Linked DNA regions of Mus musculus: all the other regions are linked to region 2. A link is a loop called in an ENCODE intact Hi-C map of the cell type or tissue named here. Cell type or tissue: gastrocnemius. All regions are shown on one strand. Each heading gives the region's core, and the rest is flanking DNA. Links, peaks and the distances in the headings are about the cores only. Region 1 holds the start of Runx1 (runt related transcription factor 1). Region 2 overlaps 1700029J03Rik (RIKEN cDNA 1700029J03 gene). Region 3 has its middle 44 kb from the start of Gm30224.

Region 1 (7,916 bases), core at 1,255-6,254, 630 kb after region 2:
ACACATACACAGAAATACACACACACCACACAAAGTGACACTTATGATTTCTCTAACATCAACTACAAAGGCTGTTTTCAACTCCAACCTCTATGTCCCTGGCACCTCTATGTACCTGGCGCCATGCCTGTATGATACTTGGCAAGTGTCCATATTAAAATTCACATGTTGGATGTTTCCATATTAAAATGCCAACCACAATTCTCTCTTAGTTCATTCAAAAATCATTTTGCATAGTCCAAACAGTTACTGATCCTCATGGCACCCCAGTCATAAAGGTGGCGTTGTGCCTTGTTTTGTGGAAGGCTGTGCATTTGACTGACAATGAAGGGGGAAAAGTGGCAACACTCACAGTAAAAGTCCCAAGTCCGCAGAACCAAGTACTCACTGAACCCCAGATCAGACGTGGAGCCTTCTGACCCAGTGAACTCTGGCTTCTCTCACAGAAATTTGGGTTTCCCTTGGAGTTCTTTGCATGATAGGATTAGCCTCTATGCTAGGCTGGGAAGCTGAGCACTACTGACTCTCTCCATTGTTTGACCAAACCGTGAACACTGTACATTTCTACCAAAGTGGGTTTGGCTTGCCTAGGTTTGCCCTCCTGGTAGCAAGCGGCAAAGAGCAGCAAGGCCAACACTCTGTAAGGAGAGCTACCCCAAACAAGTTCTCTGGCCTGAGGCAGGCCTGAAGTGATCGGATGCTCCAGTGGACAGTGACCAGCCTCCCGGGTACCTGTGGAAATGCATCGACTGTAGCAGGAAGCGTGAGTAAGTCGTTGGAGATGTGGACAAAAGACGAGCCCTTCCTCTGATCAAAGGTCAGAGAAAGGCATCAGGGTAGCTGTGACTGCAGAGCGTGGGAAGGACCTGGGGGTGGGCCAGCCGATAGGGAGGGGGGCGCTGCCATGGCCACCTGCAGGGCTGGCTGCTGTTAGGATTCTCGGTGACTGCCTGGCACTGATCGCAGCACTCCACACACATTCAAAACTGCAAAGTCAGTGAAACCGAGAGTCCTGATGCCCCTGCAGGAAGGAGGCCACTGTTGAGCCAGGTGGTCACCAGCGAGACAGCACCCGAGCGAGCAAGAACCTTCTGCACAGAATGTCAAGCTGTCGAGCACAACGTGAGGGGTTCAGACCGCCTTTGACAGTGCCACCGTGAGATGTAAACCAGAGCTTGGGGGGGGGGAGGGGGCTGCTGTGTGGGACGTCTGCCAGGGCAGCAGGATGGGAATCTAACTGCCTCGGTCACTATGGATGGGGGAGCAGGTTCCAGGGTGAAACGGTGGCCTTCCTCCTTCCTTTTACTTCCCAATGCTGGAGTGTCCGAGTGAGGCTCCGTCCTCTCTTTCTCTCGGGAGTCTCTTCCAGCGTCAGTGTTCACAGGAGTTGGGGGCCAGGGACTGCGACTGATTCTGACTTGGGAGACTGAGGATAGAGCCAAGGCTTCGATCCCTGGCAAGTTCACACCGGTCATAGCTGCTGCTTCGGGGTCTCTGGATTACAGCAAAATGACTCGAAGTCTTCACTATAAACCTGTCACTAGATGGCTGTCAAATCTTTAGACAGTGTTCTTTTAACTTGGTTTCGATGCTTCTCTTCCTTCCTCCCTCCTTTCTTCCTTTCCTCCTTTCCTCCCTTCCTCCTTCCTTCCTTTCTTCCTTTTTTCTTTACTTTCTATTTCCTGCTTTCCTGGGTACACTATAATGTTATCTAGGAAGGTCATGGAAATAAGTATTAAAACCCCTCCTGGCCATCCTGGCCCTCCTGGTCTTCTAGGGACCAAAATTTACACTTTTACCCAAATGAGGAAAACTTCAGGACTGTACACACACATGCACCCATACACACACGTGTGTGTGCATGTGTGTGTGAACACGAGCACATGCACACGTGCACGTCACACATACATGCATCTATCATAAAACACACATGCACATACCATATACAACACACATACATGGACACATACACACACATGCATATACATGTATATACCACATCCCTCACACCTCCCCACATGCATGCACAAACACCCCCTACACCACAAACACATTTGTACATACAAAATACACATGCACACACATAAACATACCACATGTGTACACCACAACACACACACACACCACACATACATGCATATACTACGCACACACTCACACATATACAACTACACACATGTACACACACACCACGCACACACGTGCACATGCACGCACACAAACATGCACATGTACACGTGCCCCCGACTCTAAGTGTCCAGAGAGGAAAGCTGGTAACTAGTAAAAGTCTCAGGTTCTCCAGTCAATTTAGCTGTCAGAACTGCCCGGAGCAGGTTCTGTTCAGTCCACAAAGCTATGCTATCTGTACATCAGTTATAAATCCCCGCGCTTGTTGCTAGCATAACACAGTTTACAGCTCCTGCCTCTGTCTCAGAGCAAAGATATAACAGATCAAAAGCATCATGATAGGTCTGGAGAGAGCTCAGGGGGCAAAGATGGCCTCGCAGGGGAGTTTGACCCCTAGAATCCACATTGAGGAATCTGCACTTGTAATCCCAGCACTGGGTAGGCAGGAACAGGAGGATCTCTCGACTCACTGGCCAGTATAGCCTAATTAGCAAGCCCCAGGCCACTGAAGGACCCTGTCTTTAAACGGAAAAACAAAGAGGCTAGCACTTGAGAAAGACCTTTGGCTTCCACACACTGGGCACTTACTTGAACACAGACATGCATGTACCCACACACATACAGAATCTACACTCTATAGAAATTATTTTGCATTAGTGTTACCATCTGGGGATTTTTGCTACTGACTAATTTGAGGGTATTCATCCATACCCCTGCTTTCTGTCCAGAGAATCTGTGTATCTATGCGTAGACTTCAGAAGGAGCACAGAATAACCATACAATGAAAAACCCTGACCAGAGAGAGTGTTTTAATTGGATGGAGTTGCACACAGCACTCTCGACATTAATTACAGGGTTATGCAACCCTGCATCTTTCAACCTTCCCTGGTATTTTTATAGGGCCATTAACAAAGACACCTGAGCGTTTCTCCACCCCGCCCTTGAGAGTGGCATCTCAGTAACTTTGCCAATCAGAGGATGAAGATTGCTGTGGCATTATTTGGCAGAGCCACAGTTCCCTGCAGCAGCTCCAGGACGGTTCCCAGGCCGGCAGCCTGGGGTCTGAGTCAACAGCAGGAATGAGGCTGGCAGGGTGGGTCCACCGCTGCCTGGAGAACTTAAAGAATCTTCAACAGCTCTGCCTAAAATGGGATTAAGCACTTCTTTAGGCAGTTCAGAAGTGACAGACGTGTCTTTTTGTCTTGGGCTCTCAAGGAAGTGTAAAAGGCAGTTTGCTGGCAGCCACTGAATCTCTCCTAGCCATTATGGCCTTAGAGAGCGGCTTTAACTGCTGCTTCCTTGGTGAGCCCTGCAGTCTTGCTTGGACTTCCATGACTATCATCACAGGACTCACCAGGGACTCCCGCCTTTGTAGTCTGCCCCCTGCTGCCTCGCTGCAGCCAGGACCCAGAGGTGACAGCCTGCAGTGGGACCTGCAGGCCAGAAGTGGACCAGAAGGCTATCCTGAAAGCTTTCATCTGCCCGCCTTGCCCTATGGAGACCCCCAAAGGCAGAGAAATTCTGGGCATCTAAACCATCCTTGTGGGCATGAGGACGCTTAAGGCTAAAAGCATCTGGGAATTTCTGAAGTGAAATGACTACAGGATTAATCGGAGTGGACACTTAAGTGTCTCGATTTTGGGAAGTGAGTCACCTTCAAGAAGCCAGCTGCAGCTACAGGCTTGGATCCTGGGATCTCTCCAAGGCAGAGCAGGGGTAGAAGATAACACAACCTGGCTGGAGATCCTACTAGGGGATGGGGGCAGGGGTGGAATTTGTTTAAAAGCAACAGCACAGAGACTTGAATAATGGGGATTATATTAACAAGGGATTTGAATAATGGGGATTATATTAACAAGGGATTTGAATTGAGAGGCAACGTGAAGCGCACGTTGTGTTTAGATATTAATAAGCTTCATAAAAGACGGGCAGCCACTGTTTTTCAAGTGTGAGCCAAGTGTGGGTATTGGCTGCTAACTGCTCAGAGAGGCTGGGAGAAAGAAATGCCTAGGTTTCTAATTCCTGCCTAGGTTAAAATAGGATTAAGTAAAAATGGAGTCTGGTCCTTTGGAAAGACCTGTATCATTAATACCCTGGGTCTCTACTGTGTGTGCAAAATTATCTCCATGAAAACCAAATGAGAGTTCCCTCTGGGGCTCAGACTTAGAGAAGTACCTTGCATGCCTGGAATTTGGGACCCAGGGCTGGCACTTGGAGCTACGCTGCTCAAGGCCCAGCCTCTCATCGGGCATCACCTCGAAATGGAGGGAAACTGAACAGAGGAAAAGGAAGACCCAAGTAAGGAAAGGAAGGCCAGGCCCTGCCTGGGGATCCCAGGAAGACTAAGGCTTCACTTCTCAGCAAGTAAAACAGATAGAACGAAGAGGTCAATAGGTGGAGGTGAACAGAAGAGCTCACACCCACAGAATCATCTTGTCTTTATTGTCTGTCCCCTGACCATGTGACTTCTGGAGGCTGAAGGGCTGTGTAATATCCCCCTCCGGGGGCTGGCCAGGAGGAGGCAGGATCTTGGGTAGTCACAAGTTACTCTTCATGGATTCAAAGAGTAATTATCCCTAGCAGGGTGACTTGGCCCATTTCTTTGAGTGGAGCTCGGAAAGGCTACCAGTAGGCTTTATTGGTACAAACAATGAACAGATAGCTGCCCACAGGCCACAGCTCTGCTGAGTGAGGAAATTCTCCTCCTTTGCTCTCCACAAAACTTCCTAATGCAAGCGAGCGTGGGAACTGGTGCCAGTGTGAAGAGAACGCCACTGTTTCCTCTACTTACCAAGAGATGTCCATGCTAAGCCTATCCGCCAAGGGGAAAGCCAAGGACAACATCATTTGGGTTTTGATCAAAGTGGTCTTTTCATCCCACAATTAAAACGTGTCATACTGTTCCCAAGCTTTGAGATGTCAGTAGGTTGCCAGCCTAGCCCTCCCAGGATCAGCCACTCACGGAAAAGGGCTCTTGGTCTTCTTTTCTAACTTTTCTGTCTCACTTGCTTTCACCAAGAACCCAGCTCTCCCGAGCTGGTGCCCAGCATTTAAGTGATGAGAGCCGCATCCGGGCTCAGCAGCAAGTTGGTGCCAACGTTGAATTGCTGTTGAATAAACAGCAAGGCAATCTTTATCTAAATAATCAGTTGTTCCTCAAACCACAAATAACAACAGGATCTGAAAGCCACCAAATCCGCACAGGACAGAGAGAGCAAGAAAAGACTGAGGCAGGGGATTTCTGTTTGCTTGTTTGTTGTGCTTTTTTTTCTCTTACAGCCCCTCTCTGCTAAGCTCTGCTCAACTGTTTCCTTACACAGCCTGGGGGAGGGCAGGTGGAGGGCAGGAAGGGCATAGCTCAGAAAGTTTAAAAAAAAAAAATTGACATCACTTAAGTCACGTGATTGGCAAGAGCCAATGGCGGTGGGCTGTGGAAAGGGGAACAGTTAAATTTGTAATTTGGGTTGTGTGAAAACTTCTTTGGACCTCATAAACAACCACAGAACCACAAGTTGGGTAGCCTGGCAGTGTCAGAAGTGTAAGCCCAGCACAGTGGTCAGCAGGCAGGACGAATCACACTGAATGCAAACCACAGGCTTTCGCAGAGCGGTGAGCAGTTCAACCCACAGCATAGGCGGTGCTTTCGTCTTTTTTTTTTCCTTTTTTTAATCTTTAACAATTTGAATATTTGTTTCTGCAATAATTCTTTCCCCCACCCCCACCCCATAGGACCCATGGAGTACCAGAAGTGTTAGGGTTGGGGGTAGAAAGAGACGTGGGGAGCCATGGTGGGAGGTGAGGTCAGAGTAAGTGACATTTCTTGGTTTTTGCTCTGAAGGTGAAAGAAATTATAGAATCCCCCGCCTTCAGGAGAGGTGCGTTTTCGAAAGGAAACGATGGCTTCAGACAGCATTTTTGAGTCATTTCCTTCATATCCACAGTGCTTCATGAGAGGTGAGTACGCTGGTCTTTTTTATATCTGATTTTGCTCAGCTTTGCGCAGACTAAGATGGCAGCCCGTGGACCCTCCGGTGCCTGCCTGAAGTCCCTGCCTGCTTGTGGGGGGAGGAATTCAAACAGAGGCTGTTGACTCTGAGACCACGAGATTATTATTTGTCAGACGCCGTGCTGCGGGGATGTTTTAATAAATGCTTAGGCTGTTGAAATATTTGGTCGCTGGGTGAAAGTTGTGTCAAGTGCTCTGAGCCGCTCTCAGTTAAAGTCCCAGAGATTAGAAGGCTGGCGCGGAGGACACTCTTTGGGTTTTATCTGGCTGTGCCTTGCTCTGAATGATTCGCTTGCACTTACTCTGATGGCAGCAAGCTGTCTGGCCCTGGTTCTGAGTTTGGCTTGCCCCTGGGTTTAGCAGGCTCAGTACTTAGCTGGCCGGAAGAGCCGGTGCCAGCAGAGTGGTCTCCGAGAGGCAGCTCACAGGTATACCTTGGATCAGTGCGGAGATTTCAGGGCCAAAGTGGCAAGTCCACAGAGGGCAGGATTTGGGCAGACTCGTTCTGGGAAAAGCCATCAGAAGATGCTGTGTTGTGCTGTGGTTTTTCTTTCAGCCTCAATTGAAAGAGGCAGCCGGCATTGCTCAAGACAGAAAGCCAGCAAGTTGTGGTACACAGTCTCTCTCAGAAAGAACTATGAAGCCATTTCCTAAGTCCACGCACTGTCACAGCAGAAATTACTAGATTACAGACTTATGGGTTGGCACCACGTAGGTCCCTGAACCTTCCTGCATTTTTTACAGCGGCCTTATGGAACTTACAATGCTGGAGTTCAGCCATAGTGCCCATGTGGGCTTGGTGGGTCTTTCAGGATGAGGACTGAGCTTAAGTAAAGAAAAACAGTGGCATAAAGAGCTCACAAAGACGTGGCCGTGTATCAGGACGTGTAGCTTGTGGTATGATGCTCTGGCAGAGCTAAAATGGAGTGGGATGGGATGGGGAAGAAATCATTTGTTTTCTGGATACAAATTATGTGCACACCCAGCCAGTATCTGTGAATCATTATTTATTCATACAGCCAAATGAGTAGGGGAATTCGAGGGCTTGCTGGCGACTTTGTCACAACAAAGGCTATTGAGGTTGTGATGGTTCATCTATGCTGAAACGTGAAAACTGGAGGAAGGTGTGTGTGTGTGTGTGTGTGTGTATGTATATATGTGGTGTGTGTATGTATGTGTGTGTGGTATATATGTGTGTGTGTGTGTGGTATGTATGTGTGTGTGTGGTATGTGTGTATGTGTGTGTGTGTGTATGTGTGTGCATGGAGTGGTATGTATATGTGTGGTGTGTGTGTGTGTATGTGTGGGATGTGGTATGTGTCTATGTGTATGTGGTATATGTGTGTGTGTGGTGTGTGTGTATGCCTATGTGTGTGTGGTACATGTGTGGGGGATGTGTGTATGTGTGTGTGGTGTGGTGTGTATATGTGTGTGTGTGGTATGGTATGTATATATGTGTGTGTGGTGTGTGTGTGTGTGTGAATGAGATGTGGTATGTGTCTATGTGTATGTGGTATATATGTGGTGTGTGTGTGTGTGTGTGTGTGTGTGTGGTGGCACATGTGTTTGTAGGTTTGGGGGGGGTGCATCAGGATTTAAAGAGAAGAGGAAAAAAAGTAAGTCATTAACCAATTTCAAGCTTTAAATTAAGGGCTTCCAAGCACTCCCTTGCTGGTGACAGAGAAATCTGAGTGAGGTCTGAGTGAGGTTGACTCATGGGGACAGGTCTGAGTCATGTATCATCCAGTGTCCTGCAGAGAGTTAGGCAGAGACAGCAGCCCCA
Region 2 (7,916 bases), core at 1,733-6,732:
AGAAAGCACAGTCCCCGTCCCCGTGTGGTCGAAGACACAGGACAGTCCTGACTCAGAGGTAGTACGGATCACAAGGAACAGAGGTGGGGGGGGGGGGCACGGGGACGGAACGCCCTTTCTGACTCTCAAGATGGGCTCATCATGTTTGGCTCACGAGGCGCTGAGGTCCTCACTGAACTCAGAGGGAGTTTGAGGGAGTTTGGGCGTCGCTCTAGAGAAGATGGATGACGGTGGAGTGCCGTGTGATGCTGGTGCACAGCCCGCTGCTACCCAGGTAACCACGGTGGCCCTTGAACTCGGTTCCCCTGGACTCTCAGGACTTACTTGGGTGCCGTTCTCTTCTCTCTCAGCTGCCCGTCTAGGCTGAGTGCCGCCCTGAGCCCTGTGTTGGCCTCAGTACTCCATCAGGTCCAGCCCCCGGTCTCCTGCTTCGGTTTGTCTTTGTCCTGTGTTGGGTGTGCTGCTTGGACTCCTTATTCTCTCAGAGCGACCAATTGAGAGGCAAAGAGCAGAATGAGCGAGCGGCTTCCAGCACACTCAGAGTGAACCAGAGGCTGAGGGCACAGCCATTGTCCCTGCCTCCCATGAGGATCTATTTGAGGGGCTGGGCCTCCCTCAATGCCTGGTTTTGATAGGCCAAGAGCCATTGTAAATATATGAAACTGTCACTGGTATAGCCGAGAGGTGGAAAGGGAAGGGCTGGCTAATGGAGAGTCAACTGTGGACATCCAATTCTCCCCTAAAGGCAGGGTTGGGAGGGTGCTGGATGCAACAATGAGGACCTGAATCTAGATTGCCAGAACCAAGGGTAAAAAAACAAAAAAATCAAAAAACAAAACAAAACAAAAAACAAACAACAACAAACGACAACAACAACAGCAAAAAAACCAAAAACCCAAAAACCCAAAAAAGCCTTGCATGTGGCACACACACACACACACACACACACACACACACACACACACACACTTGAAGGGGCTGGAGAGATGGCTCAGTGGTTAAGAGCACTGACTGCTCTTCCAGAGGTCCTGAGTTCAATTCCCAGCAACCACATGGTGGCTCACATCCATCTGTAATGGGATCTGATGCCCTCTTGTGGTGTGTCTGAAGACAGCAACAATGTTCTCACATACATAAAACAAGGAAATCTTAAAAAACAAAAGCAAAACAACAGCAGTAAAACAAACAAAAATTCCCAACTACTTTGGAGGCAGGGAGACAATAGCTCCCCAAGCTGACTTTTTTTCCCCCTTCTCAAACTGTTCAGTTTGTCTGAGGAGGGGCACAAGTGGCCGGAGGCCAACACACCAAGGAGTGCTGACCCCAGCTCCCTGCTTCTGGGAAGCCTTGGAGGAAATCCTTTGGCACCAAGCAAGCAAGCAAACACACACCCAAACAAAACAGCAGGAGAAGCCCCACACCGAAAAGTTTCCACTTGCAAACATGTTTTTGTCACGGCCAAAGGTTTAGGATTGCAACATTTTGGGCGTCTTTGGCCCTAAACTCAAGGACTCTGCAGTTTTCCCAAAGCACCTAAAATAAAGAATTCTCTTTGGCAAAAACAGTATGTTTGTAAACAGAACGGTTTTATTTTTGAGAAACTCGATTCCTGCTTAGATGTAGCAGATTCTGAGTAAAGTCCCTGAGGCGATTTTCCATCTGCCTCCCTCGTTCCAGATTGTCCGTGGCGCAGGTAATGCTCATCTCCTTTCCCGCCTGTGTGTGGTTTTCATTAGCTGGGTGTGTGTCTGGAATGTGTGCCTGTTGGCCAACTGCCGGGTTCCTTCTGATGTTGGAGAGAAAGGTCCACAGATGAAGGAAGCCCTGGATGCTCCCAGACTGGGTTTCTCATGCCAGGACCCTGAGGCTGGAAGCATCCTAGAGGGGTCCGACCTCCTCCACGCATGGCCGGAAGCCTGCTTCACGCAGCAGCAACGTCAAGTCTGACCAGTTTGTTTTCTAGCTGATTCTCTAACACTTCATTGCTGAAGATGAGTTCTATCTTTCTATCCCAGCCACCAACGCATAATCTATTTAACACTCTGTCTCTATCAGCCTTGTTTGAAGGAAGGCGGCAGAGTAGCCAAGGGTCCCTAAATGAATAGACAAGGCCCCCGTTGGAGATGGAGATGTCAACAAACGGTTATTTCTCACCCTGTCCCCATGCCTCCTCTGTCTGTGTTACCTTTGTGTGTATTGTCTATCTGTCTCCCTTGCTATCTATTATCTACCCATCCATTATCTATCTGTCTGTCTGTCTGTCTGTCTACCTACCTAATCCATCCATCCATCCATCCATCCATCCATCCATTATCTATCTATCTATCTATCTATCTATCTATCTATCTATCTATCTATCTATCTATATCTCTGTCTGTCTGTCTACCTACCTCATCCATCCATCCATCCATCCATCCATCCATCCATCCATCTATTATCTATCTATCTATCTATCCTATCTATCTATCTATCTATCTATCTATCTATCTATCTATCTATCTATCATCTATTTATCTATCTATCTTTGTGTCTGCCTACCTACCTAATCCATCCATCCATCCATCCATCCATCCATCCATTATCTATCTATCTATCTATCTATCTATCTATCTATCTATCTATCTATCTATCATCTATCTGTGTCTGTCTGTCTGTCTGTCTACCTAATCCATCCATCCATCTATCATCCATCCATCTATCATCTATCTATCATCTATATGTATCTATCCTATCTATCTATCTATCTATCATCTAGCTATATCTATCATCTATCATCTATCTTTCATCTATCTATATCTATAGTCACCTATATCATCTACCATAACTATTATCTATTTACCTATCGTATGTATGTATGTATGTATGTATGTATGTATGTATGTATCTATCTATCTATCTATCTATCACCAATCTATCTCTATCTGCCATTATCCATCTCTATTTAGGAGAGAGAAGGAGTTATGGGAAATAACTTAGAGAATTTGCTCTCTCAATTAGGGAGCCTAGGAGAGGCTGTGATACACAGATAGAGGGCCAGGGAAGTCAGTTGTATGACAATCACAAGTTCAGAGGTTCCGGAGACCTGCAGAGGTGTGGATGGTATAACTGTCAGTCTGAGGCTGAGAGCCCTGTCCTAGAGCCCTGGAGTCTCTGGTGTGAATCCTGAAGTTCACAGCCCATAGTCCTGATATCTTGGGGCAGAGGATAGCCCAAATGGCACCTTCCCACCTCTTGTTCCATTTGGGACATGACGACTGCATAAAGTCCACCCACACTGAGGGCAAGCCGGCTCCACCCAAGCTATGAAATCAGGGAAGTCTTCTGGAACTTTCTCACAGACTGGCAGCTCAGTGATTCCTACGGGATGCCAGACACTGGGGCCTTCCCTCAGCACAAGAGAAAAGGCTCAGAGCCCACAAAGCAGGGGTGGGGGTGGGGGGCTACATATCAGTGATAGAGCTAAAGAATAATCATGCTTTATCCATCATCAGACTTCCTTAATCCAGCTAAGCTGGTGTTCCAAGAACTCACTACCACATTCCCATATACTCTTATCTAAAAGACTAAGATATGACATAATGCATGTATATACACTGTATGATGTGTGTGTATATCACATGTACATACTATGTGTATTTAAAACTCAACAGTTGACCCATCCTGGGTATTTTATTTAAAAGGAATGTTCTGCAGTCTAGTTGTGTCTATTTTCCTTTACTTAGCATGGTTCATGCACCTGTCAATCATGCCAAAACAAGTCTCCAACTCCTTTGTTCATCTGGGTCCAGTAGACCTTGGAAGGAAATGGGGTAGAGAGGCGTCAAAATGCCTCTGCCCCTTTCATCTTGTCAAGGGGCCCAGAGGTCTCCTAGGGTAACAGTGGCAGCAGGATGGCATCTTAAAGACTCAGGAGTGACCAGTCAGGACACAGTGTTAGTTATAGTTGCACTAAGTTCTTTATAAGCACACACACCAATGATTTGCATATGGCTTTTTTTTTTTTCATTTATTAGTGCTATCATTCCCACTGGCTGTGCTTTTTGTAGCTATTTTCATTTTTAAAATCAAACTGTATTTTAAGAACCTCTTCTAAAAGTGAAGGACTTTCTCCTCCTGGATCTAGAACCTTGCGTCTGCTAAGCTTTAGTAGCTGAGTCTGTACTGAGCAGATCCTGGGTGATCTCAGGCAGAGGTTACTGTATCAGCAATTCTTTGTGGCCACTAGGTGGCGCTCATGCGCTATTGCAAGTGGCTGCCGCGCTGCAAAAGTTACTTGGCAAAACTAATTGCCTTCCTTGTAGGTAAACTGGTCCTGTGAGCTGCAAGTGCCTCTTGGGTTATAGATTTCTCAGCCCCCTTCTCTTTCCTTAACTGCCTTCAAGAGTTTTCTTGACTACGGCCTCCTGGCTAAGCATCTAGAGTTAGGTCAAGTGCAAATACTGACTCTTATCATTGGCTGTTCTACGGCCTTGGGATTTGACTTAGCTTCAGTTTTCTCAGCCATAAAACAAGATGAAGAGTTCTACAGTTCAGCAGAGAGTGAGTAGCTCTGTGTTCAAGCACTCAGCATCCTGTGTGTTGGCATCTGCTGTTTTGTCATTTGTTACGGCCTCAGGGATCTCAGAGACGCTGGCTTAAGGACCTGTATTACCAGAATTGCCCAAAGATCTCCATACGAAGTTTCTGAGATCTGCATGCAGACCTTCCATTTCTGAACTTTTGGTGTGGGACCAGGGACTGGATGCCCAGGAGACGACCTGTTGATCTTGAGACTTCCCAGTCTCTACTGAATAAAGCAAATATTTGCCCTTTATAGGTTTATCCAGCTTCTGGTATTTAGTTATAGCCACAAAACAAACATAAGCTATCATAGCCTCCATCTGACAATGGATGCTGCTGGGGCTGCCCAGCTGTGTGGCTTTGCGGTCACTGAGTGACTGGCCATGGCTGGGTGTTCCACCTCTTCCAGTTGCCACGAGCAGGCTTGGAGTCTTTCTCTTTAGTGCTCTATAGCCCTTGCCACAACTTTCCAGTTTCTACGATCTCCCACCATGCCGCCGACTTGCCACGTTTCTCTAATACCTATTTATTTTTAGAAAGGAAGGAAGTGTGTCTCTGTTCATGTACGTTTGAATACAGGAAACCGCCATCAGGAATGTGCACCGACAGGACCCATCCTCTTCTCCCACACTGGTATACCAGAATTCTGTTCTTGGTTGTCGTAGTCCTACAGCAGATCCCCCAAACTCCACAGTTCTTGTGCTGGCTTCACCGCGATACTTTCTATCACGAGGGCCGCTGGATCACAGGGAGGAGCTACTGGGGCCGGCCACTTGCCCTGTAGCCTGGACCTTCTGTGGACCCTTTCCACTCTTTCCTCTCCCATCCGAACTGGCATCTTCTGTATTGTTATCGGGTTATAGGGTATGAAAAGTGTTCCCTGCTGGGAAGTCAGTGTCTCTCAGACCCCAAAGGAATCGACTAGGTGTGGTACATCCTCTGTCTAGGAAGACCAAGAGGCAGTAATTTGTTCTTCCCCTTGGCTAAGGTGCCCCAGCATGCCCTGGAACCCAGACCTTTTATAAGTGATGGCTGGGCTCTCAAATCCCCAGCAACATTACTTTTTTTATTGCACGAGTGTGACTTACCATTTTTGCCACGTCTGGTTCACATGATATCTTCTCCAGGCTGCCATTCTTCAGTGGCTCAGCTGGGTCTTGTCTCCTCAGACTATATTATGACAGGGGGCAGGGAGGGTATTAACACAGCCCTGGATCAACACTGTAAGGGAATACTATTGTCTCTTCTGAGCAAATATGATGGTCCCTGACCCTTGTTTTTGGCAGAGATGAAAAGAACTTGCTCCCCCAGATCAAAGGCTGCACGCCATGTACCTGAGCCTGTGATCTGTGAGGACGGAGCGTCTGGCAGGAGGCCTTGCAGCAGCTGGGGGCTACTTGTCTCAGTGGACACTATATGATCTCCCAGGACCCATCTGTTTCCCATAGGGAGTGAGCAGACTGTTTAATCAAGAAGTGGTTGGGTAGGGGCTGCCTGTGTGCAGCCTTGATGCTAGGGATTATTCTACACTTTACAGATTCTGATTCCTGCCCCTGCCCCTGCCCCTGCCCCTGGCCCTGGCCCTGCCCCTGCCCCTGCCCCTGCCCCAGGATGGGAAATTATTATGGCTTGGGCTAGAAGTGTTCTAAATAAAACCTTCCCCAAGCCCTGTTCACACACCAGAACACACCAGAAAACCCAGTGTGGGTATTTACCACTGTCCAATATGTATGTTGCTAGAAAACATCAGACACCTGGGGAAGCAGGTGGGTTCCTTAGCTGGTGGACCCAGCAGGCATCAGCCCTCGTCTTGTTGGATAAGAGTGATGACGAAGGAACGGTGGCTCGTGTATAAAGAGAGATTGTCAGGTTTTTAGGATCACTGTCTGCCATTTTGGGTCGGAAAACTTATTTAGGCCTGGAAATTGGACTAAGAACCCTCAAAAATGTGACCCTTATGTATCAATAGTCTTTAAAGAGGTGGTCACATTAAACTGAGGCCATTAATGGAGACCCTTATCTGAAGAGTTGATCACCCAGAAGCCAAGGAGAAACTAGTCCTGCTGACATCTTGTGAGATGGTTAATTTTGTGCCTATTTAGTTGGATGAAGACATGACCGCACAGCTGGTAGAACCTTTCCAGCATATCTACAGGAGGGTAGCATTTGGACAGACTGAAAGAGCTCGCATCAATCCCCACAGGCACCACCCAGTCCACTGAGGGTCCAACAGATGAAATGCTGACTCCCTCTTATCTTTCTGTGAGTGGGGACACCCATCTTTTCCCACCCTCAGACACTGGATCCTCCATATCCGAGTTGCAGTCTAGATTGCATACTGGCAATTACTGCCTTGTGCTGCCTCCCACCCCCATATTATGAGATCCTGTCTTCACAGCCAATCGCCGTGCACACATTGCTCTATGTGGGTTCTGCTTAGCTGAGAACCCTGGCTAATCCACTTGACCTTGGGCTTGTAGCCTCTAGGACCATGAGATGATTAAGCCACTTCATATGGCAGCTCACGTGTGTCAGACCAGATGACACCACCCTGCCAACCTTCTTTCCTGTTGTGTCTTATCATGGAATACCCAAGACTGTGTTTATAAAGAACAGAGGTGTCTTCATATCCCTAGAGGCTGGGATGTCTAAGGACCAAGAGAGCTCGCATCTGACCCAGGCCTCGGTACTTTGTATTGTATGGGGGAAGCTTAATCGGAGTGCGAGTTGGAAGGAGAAGAGGTGCTTAAACTCGCTTCCATCACAAAGCTACTTCCTTAAAGAAGGTTCAGCCTCTTTGAGGCCCTGCAGACAGAGTCCCGGGACACTAACACCTTCAGGTCAACTTCCCAATGCCTGAAGGACAAGGTTTCTGAAACAGGAACCTTATGGGATGTGTTAAACCACAGCGGTGGGCCCCATCCTCACCCTTTTCTGCTGTATGAATGCAGGAAGGCCTTTCCCTTCGGTGACCAGGAGGCCTCTGGGTTTGACCCATGGCGATGTGCTCAGCCTATGTCACCCTCTGTCACTCCCAGGCAGCTTCATCAAGGTCAACCTTCTTTTCTCTGTGTTTTTCTCAAGCAGCTGTGGCCAGCAGTGGCCGGTGTAGTGTAGTTTCTGACTCTGACAGACCACCATGGCTGCTCCCAAGGAGGGGTCACTCTGGTACCTGGGCCGTGGACTCTGAGGGGGACTTAGCTCTCTGGGTGCTTGTAGGGTACCCTTCTGTGGTTCAGGAAAGAATTCATCAGGAGGGGACAGAGGTGTCTGGAAGATGCTTTTTTCTGGGAAGCAGCTGGGGGTGTGGCCTTCAGTGTCCTGCTGAGCTGGGGCTGAGGGTCAGGCTGCCAATC
Region 3 (7,916 bases), core at 1,530-6,529, 900 kb after region 2:
TGGTGGCACACACCTTTAATCTGGGCCACACCAACTGCTGGAGACCTACATAAGGACATTGGAAGAAGGAGGAATCTCTCTTCTTTGCTGCTTGCCTTGTGGGACTGAGCAACTACTAGATCCTTGGACTTCCATTCACAGCTGCTGCTGACCATTGTTGGAGAGTTGAACTACAGATTTAAGTTCATTCCCTTACTAAATAGAGACTACCCAAAAGTTTTGTGACTCTAGAGAACTCTAATACAGCCCCCTGCTTGGGAGCAGGGACTGGCCTTGACCAGGTATGCACTTGTGATTCAACCTTCTGTTGCCCCTTGCTGTTTGCTGGACTCTCTTCCAAGTTTAGAATCAGCTCAAAGCTTCCTTTAAAAGGACAGCTTGGCCCTAGCAGGCTGCTGGAGTGACATGTCAGGCTGTCCCCAGAGCACAGTTGTTTCCCAATAGCCCAAGTCATGCCAAATTGCTTGAGGCTTGTACTGTAGTGCAACCTGAAAATATGTCCTCCCACCCCAATCAGGTAAAAGCTTTCAATGTATTGTAGTGCAGCCGGAAAATATGTCCCCTCCCCTAGAGATAAGCTTCAAAGTCAACAACTACATGGTAGATGGAGATAGACACCCATTCCTTTCTGTCTCTAAGGCCACTACTTTAGGGGCGACTGAATCTCCTAACTTCTCATAGGTCTCATACGAGAAGAGGCACCCACTGCTCTAGCCCATACTGCCTCCTGACTCTAGTACTTGCTATTCTTATTATACCACTGACTTGCTAACTGTGCTCTCCTACTGAGATTCTCAGCCCCGCCTCTGCCTCCTACATGGTCCTCAAACCTCCCTTCCTGTCCTTATCACTCAAAGAGCCAGTCATGTACTGACTTCCATGTCAGAGCAAGAGCTTCCCCTGCCCGTGTCACAGTGCCCTGGTATCTCCTGGAGGAAGGTTTAAACCCAGTGGATCCGTCCATTCCAAAATGTGCCCAACATGAGAAGGTAAGCTTGGGATGAGGGTGTGAAGTGGACATTTCCTTGGTAGTTGACATTTCCAACAGAGGCCACTGCTGGCCTCTCCAAGAAACACATTTTGAGAATATTCGCCACGACCCATGGTCATCAGCTATGACCAGATAAGAGACTAGGGATACGTAATCCAAGCCCTCAAAAGACCCTTGAGTCATCCTCGGTGATAAGATCTTAGGTGACTCAGAACGACGACCACTGTTCACATCATGGAGCTCAATTCTAGTTGTTGCTGGGCCCCAAGGAAGAACTGAGTACAAGGGAAAGAAACAGAGACCAGATAACACACCAATGCGGAAAGCTGACTTGAAGAAAGCCAGGCCAGTTTGCATGGGGAACTGGAGCCTAGCCTAAGCTGGGATGACATCCTGAGGTCCAGGCTCTGAGGGACACTAACTCCGTAAGAAGGAACTGTGTCACCCTCCATACATCCCAGTATTAGATCCATCTCAATGCCACGTGGTCCTTCCTGGCCTCCTGGATGCCTTCAGATACTTTCCCAGAAAGGAGTATCTACCGTGCTCATTAGCATCACCAAGCAGGAGGTGTCTCTTCCTAAAAGGATCTCCACCTGTGACAAGCACATGAGGACACATCAGTTCCCAGACATCTTCATGGGAGAAGATTTACTAAGCTAGTTCTCTTGTCTCAAAATAAAAAGCCAATAATGAAATGTCTACCTTCAGAGATGGTGATGGGAAACCATGTTCCATGTGGTAATCTTTAGGGGGTGATGATACAAAAGCAAGCCTGCCTGGCAGGGGAGGACAACGACCCTGATGTCATGGACAAGACTAGAATTATAGATAGCAGAGGCTGGGGGCACTGGAGAGAGAGGATGATAACCAGTCAGTTCTGCAAGTTAGAGCTGGGAAGGCAGAATACAAATACGTCCTGGTCCTTTGATACACAGCAAGGAGATCGGAAACAGCACCACATCAGACACACCTCACACCTGGAAGAAATGGTTTGGATTATTCTCATCAAAAAGAAGAGAAATACCCTAATTTGATTATTACTCAACATATAAAATGTATCAAGCCTATAAAGATAGGTCCAATTATGTATCTATTAAAAATAAAATTCTTAGAAGGTAGAACTTCAACACTTTGGGACTGACATTCAATGTGTTTCATAGAGGACCCATTTGTCACTGTTGAGTCAGAATTGTCAGGTTCTAACCCCTCGGCTGCCTTCCAGCTCTGCCAGCCCCTGAGACCAAGCCTTGGGACCTCTGGGGACACTGACAACCAAGAACTGAAAGCTCAGGTTCATAAGGAGCATCCCCAGGGATGGAGCACAGCACCTGACTGTGAGAGACCAGAGCTGAAAAGTACAGGCAGGGTAATTCAGTCTGCTGGGCACGTCTCTTCTCTTTCCTGGGTCTTGTAAACGTTTCTCAGCTGAAGCTATTCAGAAAATGAGTGACTAAGGAGACAACCATCAACACACTAGACATTTCCTCTGCCCTTCCTCTTCTGAGTCTCCCAGAATTCTGGCTGCTTCAGGGAGCTGAGTTTCTCTTCAGATCTGCAGTCACCTATAATGGTGGCTCACTATCTGGAAGATAAGAGAGAGAGCAGCTGAGGTTCAGACGGCAGAAATACGGCTTGTGCCTTGCTCGGCTCGTCTTGCTCGGCTCGTCTTGCTCGGCTCGTCACGCGTATTATCTGCTGGAGGAAGTGACTCAGACTGGATGTGAGTGCCCTGTGCTTCGTTATGGCTTCTGAAGTGATCTGGACTCAGACAAGACCCCTTCCCAGGCTCTTTTGAGGGACTTCTTTTGGGGAGGGATGAGAAGCACCCAGGACGGTTACTGTTAAAATTATTTGGGAGTTGTGTAGCCCTCCGCAATACTGCTCTGTTCAGAGTCAAAATGATTTCATTTCCATTTCTTCTCTCAAAGTCAAAATAACAGGTGAGGGACTTGGAGAGGAAAGGAGGCTAGTTCTCCATCCAACCAGCACTGACCCAACTCCCAGCCTACCAGGCCCTGGTCAGCATACGGTGGCCTATTTCCTTAACATTTCAACGGTTGCACAAATTCTTAACACCACCACCACCATCCATCCATCCACCCCACAAATTTTGTGTTCACTGTGTCCGATGCAAAAACTAAGCACAGTGTCTTGGGAGAAAGCCTGATAAACGCTTTTGCCCGTTTTTCATGTTTTCCTGTATTTTCATGAACATCTTTATCAGAGTTCCAAGAGCTGAGCGGGGTGTTGGGGGAAGAGGTGGGGGGGGGATCTTTTACAGATGAGCAAACTAAGATTCAACAAAATTAAATAACTCGCCGGAGGCTACACAGCTCTTTCCCCAGTCATCTTGAGTCACAATTAACTGTCTGGATCCCAGAAAGAAATTGCAGACCAACCACTCGACTACGGGAAATGAGCCGTCTAGAGGTGGCTGCCCTTAAAGGAATGTGGACGGCTGTCTGGGAGCTTCAGCACCCGTAGTGACCACACTCGGGTACCTCCAACCACTCACAGCTCTGGGAGTGTTTAAAAGGACGAAAGGCTTATTCCAAGTAAGCCTTTTATTATCTGAAAGTTCAGAGAGCACGCTAAATACTGCTGGCCAACTGTTTATGAGCACGAACCATCCAAGTTAATCCAAAATGTTCTGCATCTCTGCTTGGGTCAGTGCAAGACACTGCCAAAAGAGACTGGCATTGACCATTGAACCAGAGCCTGTCTCTAACAGAGTTTAAAACAGCCATTGTGCGCACATGCCCCTTCGGGGCCCTATAGATTGCTCTGTTTACTAAATTTCCATTGGCTTCTGGTTTGTATTTTTCTTTTTTGTGCTCAACAAAGGATATATTGTTCGTTACTCAGATCCCTTGATTAAAAAATCCAAGTGTTGAGTAATCGCACTGTTCCTGGCTGTGCTAACCCCTCCCCCTGTTCCCTGATTCTCATCTACTTCAACTTCCTTCTCCATCCATCTCATGGGGAGTGGATCTGAACCCACATCTGTTTGATGTTACTGATACCGCCATACACACATGTGCCCGTAAAAAAGAATCCCAGAAAGACTCGGGGAGGGATGGGGAGATGGGAAGAGAGGGCTGGGTTGCTGGGAACCATCATTCTCCTGATCTTGTCTGCAATGCATGGTTCCACAAAAATTAGCTTCAGGCGTTAACTATTAATGCTGCCCTGGGTTTTAGGTAAGAATTAAATGGCCTAGTCGTTGTTAGTTTGGAAGACAGCCAAGACTGGCCAGCTGCCATCGAGCACCCTGGGAAGACAAGCTTGTATCCCAGACAGTAAGGGCAACACTCGCTATAGTGGGGAGTCACTACTGGGACATGGAGCCCCTATCAGGCAGAAAGCACAGAGGTGCCACAGCAACCTCTGTGTTAGAGGTTTGGTGATGGCATCCTGGAGGTGGTCCTTGTACAAACACAGCTCAAATTTTACCCATGAGCATCCCTGTCATTCACACTATGAAAACTGAAATGGATCTTCAGACGTCTCTGAAGTGCCAGGAAGAATCTCTCAGAAAAGCGATCGCTGCTACCAAGCCAACAGGTGATGTAATCAGCCCAACCAGACAGGGCAACCCCGAGATGTCTCTGAAAGATGAGACACTTTTCTTTATCAAGATGTCCTGGGGGTAAATTTAAACACCTCCCCCATCTCAGCCATTTCAGATCAAGTCACTATTGTTTTCTAGAAAGTTCTTAGGAAACCAAATTAACGCCTAAACACACAGGGAACATTTTCTTGGGTCTGGCTTTCAGGACAAGTTGGGAGTATGTGTGTCTCTATAGCAAACACAATAACAGGGTACCCCAGGGTCCCCAGAAAAGGTGCTTCCTGATAAGGGTCATCATCGTGTCAGCTGTTAAGACGCTGGCTGAGACCATGCGTTCATTTCTCACCAAGGAGACCGCTGTGTTGCCCAACAGGACCGACGGAAACCGTGCCTGAGAACAAAACCAACTTGGCTGAGTTTTGTTACAAAACCAAAATTTAATTGTTCTCCCAGGACATAAAATCCCAAGAATCAGGAGAGTAGGCAATACTGCTTAAAATATTATTTTTATTACACAAATGATGGTATCTCTCACTGGAATGTGATTCCTAGGGAAACCAAGCTAAGCAGGCTATAAGGTGGTCACCTTCCGGCCTTTCCCAGTGAGAAATGTTCATCATGTCCTTGGAAGGGGATTTTTTTTTCCAAAAGTTGGGAAGTGGTGATGTAGCTACTCAAGCTGTGTAGACAAGTGTGTGTCATACAGAACCAGACAGAGTGCTGTTTAAACAAATCTCAGAGATGACACACACTGAGTCTCCCTCTCTGCACCAAGAGCCTTGGGGCTGAGGACCAGATTTCTGTCTGTGTTTGTATCTGCCCTTGTGACCTTCCATGGCACAAGCAGGCCTTGCTTGTCTCTTATCCACAGGAGCCTGGTCACTACCTTAGTGTTCTGATTTTTGACAGAGGTTTTCTTTCCCTTCGGTATAAGTGCTGAAGGCCTCCAACTTCCCGTATTCAAGAATGCAACCCAGAGAAGCCAGTTTATAGCCTTTACAGCTCTCACCACTTGAAAGACTGTGACTGGTTTGAATGATAATCCAATCATTGAAACAACACATACTACAAAACTACCAAGCGTGCACGGGTAGCTCTTTTGCTTTCTTTCCTTTGCTATGACAAAACACCCTGGCAGAAGCAACTTTTAGAGAGAGAGAAGGTTTAATCAGCTCCTAGCTCCAGTCCATTGTGTGGAGAAGTCAAGGATGGGGCTTGAAGCAATTAGTCACACGGCACGGAGCAGACAGGGGGTGGATATGTGCACACCTGCGCCTCAGTTCACTTTCCTGCTCTTTGGTTATTCAGGACCCAAAGCCAAGGAATGGCACTGCCCACTTTTAGGCTGGGTCTTGATACAATCTAGACAATGTCCTAAAGACATGTCTACAGGCCACCCTGGTCTCACAACCTGTCTTAGTCAGGGCTTCTATTCCTGCACAAACATCATGACCAAGAAGCAAGTTGGGGGGGAGGGGGAGAAGGGTTTGTTCAGCTTACACTTCCATACTGCTGTTCATCACTAAAGGAAGTCAGGACTGAAACTCAAGCAGGTCAAGAAGCAGAAGCTGATGCAGAGGCCATGAAGGGATGTTACTTACTGGCTTGCTTCCCCTGGCTTGCTCAGCCTGCTCTCTTATAGAACCCAAGCCCAGGGATGGTACCACCCACCAGGGGCCCTCCCAACTTGATCACTAGTTGAGAAAATGCCCCACAGCTGTATCTCTTGGAGGCATTTCCCCAACTGAAACTCCTTTCTCTGTGATAACTCTAGCCTGTGTCAAGTTGACACCTAAAACCAGCCAGCACACAACCCCTCACTGAGACTCTCCTCCCAGGTGCTTCTAGACTGTGACAAGCTGACAAAGCCAGCCATCTCGAGGATGAAACCTGAGAACAGGGAAGAATTTGGGCCTTAGAGTTGTGTGCAGCATCTTCCAGGCTCTTTATTAAAAATGGTCTTTTCTTCTAAAGGAGCAGCCTTGGCTTGGCTGTTATCCATGGTGGTGGTGGTGTTGTTGTTCATTTATGTAACTGCCTTTGAGCTGAATTCAGGGAGGACTAAAGGAGAAACATGTCTACCTTGTACCAAGACACTTGGCCACCTGTTCAACATGGAGAGGAGTCGCGACAAAGCCCTTCATTGACCAACTGCAAGAAACCCTTCCTTCGGCTCCACCTTCTCTCCCCACCCTTTGGCAAAAACACCGGGTAAAGAGTGCACTTGGTGCCAAGACGTGGAGGTCAACAAACTCTTGCTTTGTCACAGGAACCTGGGAATCAGGTCAAGTGGACTTCAGGGAATGTCAGACCTGCCCGCCCCATGGAGTTTGAGCCTGAGGATTAACAGTAAGAGAGTCTGGAGGATGTACGCCAAGAAGATATGCGGCAGACACCTGATGCCACGACTCAGCTTGGCAACACCTAAGAGGCTTGGCAATGAAACCTCTGTTGACCTCAACCAGGGGTTGTGTGTTTCTGGTCTTCCTCTAGAGTGCTCATCACAGACTCTCTCGCTTGACTATGACAAGCCTAAGCTGGCTCCTGAGAACCCCAGGCCTTGGTGTACACGCCCCTGCTGTTGAGGTTGGGTAGGACTTGTGAATAAATATTGTAGAGAGAATATCGTATGTCTGTATGGGTGTGGCACCTGTCAATAACAAATATGATGCCCTATGCCCTCTCTGATTTCCTTAGGCAGGAGATAGAACGTTAACATCCAGAAAGAGAAAGAATTCTGGGATAGAGTCAGGCACAGGAGATTCACCCAGGAAGATGTGACAAGACATACTAATGGTGTCTGAGCACCAGTAACGAGCCACGGGGCAGAGTGCAGATTACAGTAAATGGGTTATAAAAAGTTATGATCTAGTCAGGGAAGAGCCTAGCTATATGGCCAAGGTACTTGTAGATATATTTTAAGTCTGAGTCTAGGTTGGCCAAGGAGCATGGGGCTGGGAGGAAGAACTGGGACAAAACTTCTACAAAATATAGTATCCTTCTTGTGATTAGGTCACATGACAGAGCAAAGGAAATGACAGTCCCTAATTCGTTGACTTGAGTATAGGGACTGCAAGGGTTTGATTTGATCAGCTGATTATAAAGGAGAGTTCCTCGGATGAGCCTGGACTAGTCAAGTGAGTGCTTCAAAGGGAGACCACAAGTCAGAGATACAGGAGATTGCAGAGAGGTGAGGCAGTCTTAAACACCAGGAGCTGACCTTAAAACCTTGTGTGGGAATCCAGCTTTAGCCAGTACCTTCCTCTCAGCCTCTGTGACCCTGAACAAGATAAGCAGTTCTGGAACACACCGACTTCTAGTGGATTAGTCAAATCTCTGTGGCTAGGAGCA

Evidence for each region. Peaks named below come from ENCODE experiments on the same cell type or tissue, not always from the same donor. Only the 100,000 strongest peaks of a DNase experiment are listed, where the experiment ranks them.
Region 1: a loop joins it to region 2, with 1.8 times the contacts of the local background. A loop is called at or near these places in 6 of 42 quality-filtered maps.
Region 3: it touches region 2 in a loop (2.5-fold over the local background); 25 of 42 quality-filtered maps call a loop at or near these places.

The regions. Positions count from the first base shown.
Region 1 is chr16:92,823,754-92,831,669 of GRCm38, reverse strand. It overlaps Runx1 (runt related transcription factor 1), which reads left to right and starts at 5,596. Exons shown (of 8, transcript NM_001111021.2): 1 at 5,596-5,736; 2 at 5,966-6,081. The coding sequence starts at 6,024. In gastrocnemius, for the core only: a CTCF peak has its summit at 3,514 (motif pointing left); no DNase peak of the experiment used is centred there; H3K4me3 peaks cover 631 bases; H3K27ac peaks cover 330 bases.
Region 2 is chr16:93,450,757-93,458,672 of GRCm38, reverse strand. The region is part of intron 1 of 1700029J03Rik (RIKEN cDNA 1700029J03 gene); the gene reads left to right. Among named protein-coding and RNA genes, the nearest start is that of 1700029J03Rik, 4.2 kb to the left of the region's middle. In gastrocnemius, for the core only: a CTCF peak has its summit at 4,221 (motif pointing right); DNase peaks (open chromatin) are centred at 1,806 and 4,232.
Region 3 is chr16:92,547,764-92,555,679 of GRCm38, reverse strand. No RefSeq gene overlaps it. Among named protein-coding and RNA genes, the nearest start is that of Gm30224, 44 kb to the left of the region's middle. In gastrocnemius, for the core only: no CTCF peak of the experiment used is centred there; a DNase peak (open chromatin) is centred at 4,245.